2 separate regions of the Homo sapiens genome follow, and region 1 is linked to region 2. Evidence: chromatin contacts called from ENCODE Hi-C or POLR2A ChIA-PET data. All regions are on one chromosome and are shown on one strand. The core of a region is the stretch at or near the end of the contact, and the rest is flanking DNA. Distances in the headings are between cores, read along the strand shown. Region 1 holds the start of JMJD1C-AS2 (JMJD1C antisense RNA 2). Region 2 has its middle 200 kb from the start of REEP3.

Region 1 (4,272 bases), core at 1,036-3,535, 290 kb after region 2:
TAGGTATTCAGTCGGTGAATTTCTGTTTTTAGGTGTAATCTAAAAGTTCTGTAAAATAAACATCAACAATGTTGTATGCTTCTTATGGCTGTTCTAGGTCTCTGTGTTTTTATTATGAACTTGTATCTGATCTTTTCAAGTTTTTGTCTCATGGTATTTTTTCCTCAATGCCAATTAACAGTGGTTAAACAAAATAGATAAGGTTTTCCTTCTAAGTCCAGAAGTAGACATTCCAGAGTTGATGTGATCATTTAAGGATGCCAGGGCTGTTGAAGACTGGGCTGTTGTTCTCTTGGTCTTTTCCTCATGGTCAGTTACAATATAGCTGATACTGTTGTTGTCTTCCTTAGTTCAGCTCCAGGCAGGAAGGAGGAGGAAGCAGAAAAGGGCAAGAAGGCTCATAGTGTCACACACACACAATGGGTGGGTTCATTTGCTTGGTGGATGACAAGTCCAGTGACCACAACCAAGTATGATTTCACAGGGGGATTTTATTACTTGCACCAAGTAAGGAGGACACTAGGGATAGTCCCAAAGGCAGTGCCTCCCCAAACAAAGGTGAACACCCGGGCTAGTTAGCTGAGTCATTGTATTAGAGGTGGAATAAAGGCAGTGCAGGCACATTTATCATGCTTTTACATACATCAGATGTATAGAAAATGGCACATAAACTACTTCCTGGGTGGGGATTTTAGTATGGTAGTGAGGAGAGTTTGCCAGAAGTTCATCTCCAGTTTAGTCATCTCTGGACCCAACCACTGGGCTGAGCTTCTTTCTGGAACTTCTTGAAACAACAAGAACTCAAGGCGCAACAGTTACAAAAGTGAGTTTTCTTTTTCTTTTTCTTTTCAGACGGAGTCTTGCTCTGTCGCCAGGCTGGAGTGCAGTGACGCCATCTTGGCTCACCGCAACCCCTGTCCCCTGGGTTCAAGCGATTGTCCTGCCTCAGCCTCCCGATTAGTTGGGACTACAGGCATGCACCACCATGCCCAGCTAATTTTTGTACTTTTAGTAGAGATGGGGTTTCACCTTGTTGGCCAGGGTGGTCTCTATCTCTGGACCTCGTGATCCGCCCGCCTCGGCCTCCCAAAGTGCTGGGATTACAGGCGTGCGCCACTGCGCCCGGCCGCAAGTGAGTACTTTTTCACAGTGCATACCCCAAAACCTGGGGACCCTGAGTTACAATATCACCTTAGTTTGCCCCTAGTCAAGGAGCTTTCTAAAACTCACCCCAAGTCATCTCAAATATTACATCTTATTTACCAGAATTACGTCATATTATCGTCTCTGTCTTCCAGAACCTTAAAAATTTTAGGATAGTCCATTATTGCACCTAGCAAAATCAGTGTTCTTTTGGTAAGAAAGCAGGAGTAGATGGATACTGTATTTACAACTTGAAGTCCCTACCTCAGAAACCACCATACTTTAGGAGCCTTCTGTTATACCCATAGGTTGGCCTCATTTTCCATAACTGTGCCTCTTCTGAAAGCATAAAACTACAATATGTCATTCTTACATATTTCTGTACATTAATCTTATTTTTTCCCTTAGCTTTTATTCTCTTAACTTCCTCAATAATTAAGTTGGTCTTTTTGAATGAGATGGTTGCCCTCCAAATGTTTTGAAAGCAGAAGTGATTAATGTTTGTAAGTCAATATATGTTATAGTATTTTATTGTTCATACTCTGTCATTTCCTCCTTTCACAGACCAGTAGATATACTTGGTTATAAAGTCTATAATCCCTGAATTTGTTTGCTTTTCATGACCATCTGCACTGGTTTTATTGTCATCTAATGTAGGTGTTAAGCCATTGTCACTTTTTTAAAAAAATAGTTTTGCCAGAGTCAGTGGATCACGTCTATACTCCTAACACTTTGGGAAGCGAGGTGGGAGGATTGCATGAACCCAGGAGTTCGTCTTCATCGAACGAAACAAAACAAAACAAAAATTAGCCGGTATGGTGTTAAACACCTTGTAGTCCCAGCTACTCGGGAAGCTGAGGTGCGAGGATCTCATGAGCCCAGGAATTCCAGGATGCGGTGACCTGTGATCATGCCACTGCTCTCCAGTGAGTGAGCTCTTGTCTCTAAAATAAATAAATTAGATAGTTTTATTGAGATATAATTTACATAGCATAAAATTAAACCTTATAAAATTCATTGATTTGTAGTATACCACAGAGTTGTGCAACCATGACCCCTATCTAATTTTAGTATACCCCCAAAAGAAACTCACTATCCGTTAGCAGTCACTTGTGTTCCTCTTCCTGCCACTTCCAGCCCTTTGGCAACCGCTTATCTACTCTCTTGTCTCTATGGAAATGTCTGTTGTGAACATTCCATATAAATGAAATCATATAATCTGTGCCCTTTTGCATCTAGCTTTCTTTCACTTAATGCTCTCAAGATTTATTCATGTTGTAGCATGTTGTTAAGACAACTTCCTTATCAGATAATGATTTGCAAATATTTTCTTCTATTCTTTAGCTTGTCTTTTCACTCTTGATTTTGATGAAGCCCAATTTATGTTTTCTTTTGTTACTTGTGCTTTTGGTGTCACATCTAAGAAACCATTGCCCAACTCAATGTCACAAAGATATTCTTATATGTTTTCTTCTAAGAGTTTGATAGTTATGGGTCTTACATATTGGTCTCTGATTTGTTTTGAGTTAGTTTTGTATATGGTGTGAAGTAATTTCCCAACTTTATTTTTTGTATATGGAAACCCAGTTGTCCCAGTACTATTTAAGAGACTCTTCTTTCCCCCATTGAGTTGTCTTGGAACCATACCAACTTTTTTAAAAAGTGGCTTTAGAAATAGTTGTGCATAAATAAACATGATTTTTTTATTCTTAATATTGAATCTGGATATTTAGAAATGGGATAGAGTTTTTAGTCCTTAGATAAGAGCTTACTTCCCTGTTTACAATTACTAGGATAGCAAGTAGCTCACAGTAGGAACTCTGAATAGGTTTGTTGAATATATATGGATGGTGTCTTGAGAGGAAATTGAGTGGGTGAATTTAAATGCTGTTGGAGCATTCAGTTAGAGATACTAAAATCATAAACCTTCTTATTTGTAGTAATATAGTGCTATAATAAGAGGCATAGTGATGATTCTTCTTTTTGCTTTGGTTTTTTATTTTGATTGTGCTGAGTATTCATACTTGTTTGAGATGCCAAGGTGCTGCTTTCTCAACTGGCAAATGTTTTAGAATAGGAAAACCTTTGCTCACAACATTTTCCCTGCAGGCTACTTTAAATTTTGCCTTGAATCTCAAAGCCTATGTAACATTGTATCAAAGCAACTCGTTTTATGCATCTGTGTTGGTCATTAATGCTGTTTGCCAAATAGTTTTTGTTCTCATCCTTCATGTTAGGGGCTGTGACTAATTCTGGCCAATAAATGAGTTGTGAGAAAAACAGATGTTTGAAAGGAAATTGTGCATCCTAATATTGCTGCAGTATTTAAGTTCCAGTATGAGATCTTCAAAGCTGTCTTTTTTTTTTCTTCTTCCGTTCTCAGATCCTGAGGCAACATTTTGAGGTGCTATTCCCCCTGAGTTAAAAAAGACCTGTCAGGCTGGGCTCGGTAGCTCATGCCTGTAATCCCAGCACTTTGGGAGGCTGAGGTGGGTGGATCACCTGAGGTCAGGAGTTTGAGACCAGCCTGCCATCATGAAGAAACCCTGTCTCTACTAAAAATATAAAATTAGGCAGGTGTGGTTGTGCATGTTTGTAATCCCAGCTACCCGGGAGGCCGAGGCAGGAGACTCTCTTGAACCCGGGAGGTAGAGGTTACGGTAAGCTGAGATCGTGCCATTGCACTCCAGCCTGGGTAACAAGAGTGAAATTCCGTGCCCCTCCCCCCCACCAAAAGAAAGACCTGTCAATAAGGAATGGACAGCCTGAAGAAGTAAATTTTATTTTAAGCCAGAGATTTTATGGTTCTTTGTGTAGCTACATAACCTGGCTTACCTTGACCGAGTATTTTTTTCTTGTTAGATTCTGAGACTTAGATAAGAGTATTATTATTATAATAGTATGGGTATTTCAGAAATACTTAGATAAAAGTCAAGGATAAGGGAAAGTTAAGATACATGGTATTGAACAATTAGCATTTTTGAGTTTTACTTTCTTGCCCTTATTGTTTTTTCTCTTTTTTTCATTGTTCTTAATTTTCTTTTATGTTTTGTTTCCATAGTCTAACTGGTGAGGTAATCACGATCAATAGTAACTTGAACTGAAGAATGGTTTTGTTCCAGTATATGT
Region 2 (4,449 bases), core at 1,222-3,721:
TGTTTGGTGGTGTAGTTCAGACTGCAGGCCAGTAGGTGACATATAAGAGTAACAGCCAACAGGTAGGGGTAGGGGTGAAAGCAATGGAGAAGAGTGAAAAGCGTCCTCCCCCAATGCATATTCGCCTTCAGTGGGGGTGAAGCCATTGGAGAAACCCAATAAATGAACTCTTTCAGCCCACACTCCCCAGGCCTCAGTGACAATGCACTGAGAGGGGCCAGGGATGACAGAGAGAACCCCTTCTCCACGTCCATTCCCAGGCTTCAGTGGTGCCACCTTCAGTGGCTGGCACCACACTCACATTTCCTTTGGCCCAAGGGGGGCTTTGGGGAGGCTGTACTTTCCCCTCCCATAGAGTCAGTCCGTGCTGAGGGTTAGATCTCTTGGGGAGTGGGGTTCGTCACCCTCCTGCTCCTCAATGCTTGTGGCGCACCGTCTCCCAAGTGACCAAGGGAGCAAACCGGGGCACCCAGCAATGACATGCACAGACCAGTTCCAGGTCACAAAGCTGTCCCTGGCTGCAAGTCTCACCACCTGGGAGAAACCTTGGCTTCAGCAACTCTCCTCCCACTGCAGTCCTGCGACAGGAGAGAGCCTAACTCCAGCACCTACTGCTGGGGCACTCTTGATACTTGCTGCTCAGTGCTGGCTATGGAGTCCCATCTCCCATTCCAGAGCAAGTGCTCCAATCTCTGACCTGAGACTACGATGCCTGCTGTGGCCACTGCTGCCAGGTTGCCAAACAATGTCTCTAAACTCTCAAAATGGTACTAGCTGTGGGCTTGTGATAGGAGAGGGTGGGGCCTCTTTGGCAGGCAGTGGCTGCAGCTATGGTTGCCCAAGCTCAGGCCGAGGGTGAGGTGCAGCCCCATGTTAAACTCTCAAAATGTCGCCTTGGACCAGGAGCCAGAGAGGGCGTGCACCACCCAGGCAAGCAGTATGGGCAAGAAGCTGTGGGGAGTGCAGTGTGATCACGTCTCAGTCTCACAGCAGCTCATTACAGGGCAGTGGGTATTGTCCTAGATAGGCGTAGAATGGCCTGGATTCCCTGTCAATCCCTGCCCAGGCTGGCAGCATGGGGGAGGGCAGTTCACTCGTGTCTCAGTCTCCACAGCAGCTTATAGCAGAGTGGCAAGCACCTTCCCGAGGGTGCATGGGAGCGCCCAGTCTTGCCTCTTCCTCCTTGGAGCAGCTGCAGCTGTGTCTGTAGATCCCTGGTATCTGGGCTCTCAAAGTGGCTCCCAGCTGAGACTGCTCCAGGCTCAGATGCCCGTGGGATTCTGTGTGGGTTCCCTTTCTGGAGCAAGATTCCTGTGCAATCTTTAGGCAGCTCCGTATGTCAGGCATGAGGCCCCAGTGGGTCAGGGGTTCCTCCCATAGCCAAGATCGTAAAAACCCATTTTGGAGCTCTGGGGATTTCTCTCTCACTGTTTCCCCAAGGCCAGAAACCTCTCAGCTCTCAGTCAGCTCTCAGCTGAGCAAGCTGCCTCGAACCCTCTCCTCAATTACTTCTGGCACTTATCATCTCTTCTCCGATGAATTCAAGTGTTCCCTTATAGACAGTTATTCTGAAGGCTGAGAAGTCTAAAACTAAGGTGCTGGCAGATCTGGTGTCTGATGACAGCCTGCATCCTGGTTTGCAGACGGCTATCTTCTTGTATCCTAACATGATTAAGAACAGAGAGAATGGCCTTCTCTTATTATCTTTGAAATTCAGCTAAGACCCTGAAGCCAAAGAGACCCACTAGGTACATTTCTGCAGAATTTTATTTTAAAATGCCCAAGCTCATCCTTAAAATACCAAACTTCAAAACGAAACACAGAAAATAACAAGTGTTGGTGAGGATGTGGAGAAAATGCCAAAAGACAGGCAATAATAAATAAATAAAAATAAATAAATAAAACTTCATTAATTACCTTCAGCCAATTTAAGAGAAGGCTATACATTCATTATGGGGTGCTTTGTTTTTTGTTTTTTGTTGTTTTTGAGACACAGTCTCGCTCTGTTGCCCAGGCTAGAGTGCAGTGGCACGATCTTGGCTCACTGCAACCTCCGCCTCCTGGGTTCAAGTGATTCTCCTGCCTCAGCCTCCCGAGTAGCTGGGATTACAGGTGCCTACCTCCACACCTGGCTAATTTTTTATTTTTAGTAGACACAGGGTTTCACCATGTTGGCCAGGCTGGTCTCAAACTCCTGATCTCCGGTGATCCACCCACCTTGGCCTCCCAAAGTGCTGGGATTCCAGGCGTGCGTCTCTCTGCCCGGCCTATGAGGTGCTTTGAAAGGCATTTTTAGAACTAGAAAAGCTTTGGCTTTTTCCCTCCCTCCCTACTGCTAAGCCAAGTGAAGGAGTCCAAGCAAATCAGTCACAGGGACCAGAAATGCCTACGAGAAAGATTTGTATCTCACTTCCTGGCTGGATGTTTACAGAGCCCTGACATCACAGGCCCTGGTGCTGCTTCCAGACCATAGAGAACAACAAGTGTTCTTAGGAGAGCCAAAGAGCATCCACAGGCATTTGCTGGCATCTTTGCCTGGTTTCCATCCATCTCAAGAACGCTGAAGGCAAGAGACTGGCTGGAGCAGCATGCAATTACAGGGTGGGAGAGAGGGCTGATTAGATGGTTAAGCTTTAGGGAGGAAAAGGATGGACAGTGTTTTCCCATTGACCAAGGGAACCTGAAGAGAGTAGCAAGACATGCATCATCTGGAACAGACCCTGACCAAAAGAACTACTGCCTGAAGCCAGGGGTCCCCAGCAGGAAGAAGCTGTGTAGAGTGAAGCCCAGAACATGTGGGGCAAAAGCTGAGAGAAGATTTTCAGAAGCAACTGGAGAATGACCAGAATAGGAGGAACCCCCTGCATCCCCACAGGGTGCCCTGGAGAAGCTCTATGTGAATTCTCAGATTAACAGAGGGAATGAGTCCCAGCCAGTATTATCCATGAGAGAATCACATACAATACCAGCTAAGTACAGTGACACTTTGCTCCTCTTTCTCTGATCTGCATGCTGGATTCTATACTAGAGGAATTAGAAAGCAGGAAAGAGATGAGAAATAGTCAGAAAAACACTGAAAGAACAGTCATGCTCTCCTTCCTCAGAGTCAGAAGTAAGAAGAGTTAAGGAGAGAAGATTCAAGCTATATATGAGATTGGACTAAGTTTTTTTTTGGCTGGGGAGGGCGTTGTTTTGTTTTGTTTTTTTAATACAGGGTCTCACTCTGTCACCCAGGCTGGAGGACAGTGGTGCACTCATAGCTCATTGTAACCTCAATCTCCTGAGCTCAAGTGATCCTCCCACCTCAGCCTCCTAAGTAGCTGGGACTATAGGCATGCACCATCACACCCAGCTAATTTTTTTTTTTAATACAGACAGGGTCTTGCTAGGTTGCTCAGGCTGGTCTCAAACTCCTGGCCTCAAGTGATCCTCCCACTCAGCCTCCCAAAGTAGTGGAGTTACAGGCGTGACCCACCATGCCCAGCCCAGACTAACATTTTTAATACCTGAAAACAGGGGCTAGGCACAGTGGCTCATGCCTGCAATCTCAGCACTTTGGGAGGCCCAGGCAGGAGCCCAGGAATTCAAGACCAGCCTGGGCAACATAGTGGGACCTCATGTGTACCAAATACACACACACACACACACACACACACACACACACACACACACACACACAATTAGCCAGGTATGGTGCATATTCCTGTAGTCCCAGTTGCTCCGGAGACTGAGATTGAGGATCACTTGAGCCCAGGAGGTTAAGGCTGCAGTGAGGCAACAGAGTGAAACCATGTATTAAAAATAAGAAACCATGTATTAAAAATAAGAAACAAACAAACAAGGACTCTTGTTACAGCTGAATGTGAGCCAAAAGCTATGAAATCTACCAGAGATTGAAGTTACAGAGCACAGAAGGGAGATTTAGCATAGTATGGTTGAAAGCAACCAAGGGAGAAAAAGTTGTTTCCCATTTGTACCTCTCAGAATTTAGCCTTGGGCTAAACTCATGTTATGAAGCAGTTACCCAAATCAGGCAAAACATTACTATTTAATAAAGCTTGATGGTGGGTGTAGTCACCAGCCTTCAAGATGGCCCCAAGGATCCCCACCTACTGTTATTCACAAGCTTCTGTAATTCTCTGCCACACAAGGGGACCAGGGCTGGTTTGGTTGATCAATAACATATGAGAGTAAGATTAGATTATTTTAAAAGACTGTGGCTTCCTCTCTGTCTCTCACTCTCTTCCCCTCTCCTCTTGCTCTAGGGGAAGCACGTCCTGTGAAGAGTCCCACATGTCAAGGAACTGAGCTTCTAGCCGACAGCAAGCAAGAAACCAAAACCTGCTAACACGGGTGAGTCTGGAAGCAGATTCTCCAGCTCCAGTTGAGCTTTGAGATGACTGCAGCTTCATCTCACACTTGACTTACCTTGCGAGATACCCTTAGCCA

What was found. Hi-C counts contacts between places; a loop is a spot of excess contacts on that map. ChIA-PET counts read pairs that join two places held with the same protein, here RNA polymerase II (POLR2A). Pooled maps may share reads with other maps.
Region 1: a pooled map shows a loop between it and region 2 (2.6-fold over the local background). The contact joins the promoter of JMJD1C-AS2 here to the enhancer-like site in region 2. A Hi-C loop is called at or near these places in 2 of 168 maps with a recorded cell type or tissue (PC-9 and endothelial cell of umbilical vein) and 7 of 50 pooled maps. POLR2A ChIA-PET finds 5 or more read pairs at or near these places in 4 of 52 experiments (Caco-2, T-cell, activated CD4-positive, alpha-beta T cell and 1 more).

What each region holds. Positions count from the first base shown.
Region 1 is chr10:63,428,588-63,432,859 of GRCh38, reverse strand. It overlaps JMJD1C-AS2 (JMJD1C antisense RNA 2), which reads right to left and starts at 2,285. Exons shown (of 2, transcript NR_134312.1): 1 at 2,237-2,285; 2 at 1,658-2,087. All of the region lies in intron 1 of JMJD1C (jumonji domain containing 1C), which reads left to right.
Region 2 is chr10:63,720,698-63,725,146 of GRCh38, reverse strand. No RefSeq gene overlaps it. Among named protein-coding and RNA genes, the nearest start is that of REEP3, 200 kb to the right of the region's middle. Within about 2 kb of position 2,471, at least 9 of the 41 ENCODE cell types and tissues checked have a DNase peak (open chromatin) inside an H3K27ac peak, as active enhancers do; they include endothelial cell of umbilical vein, where a contact is called at or near this core.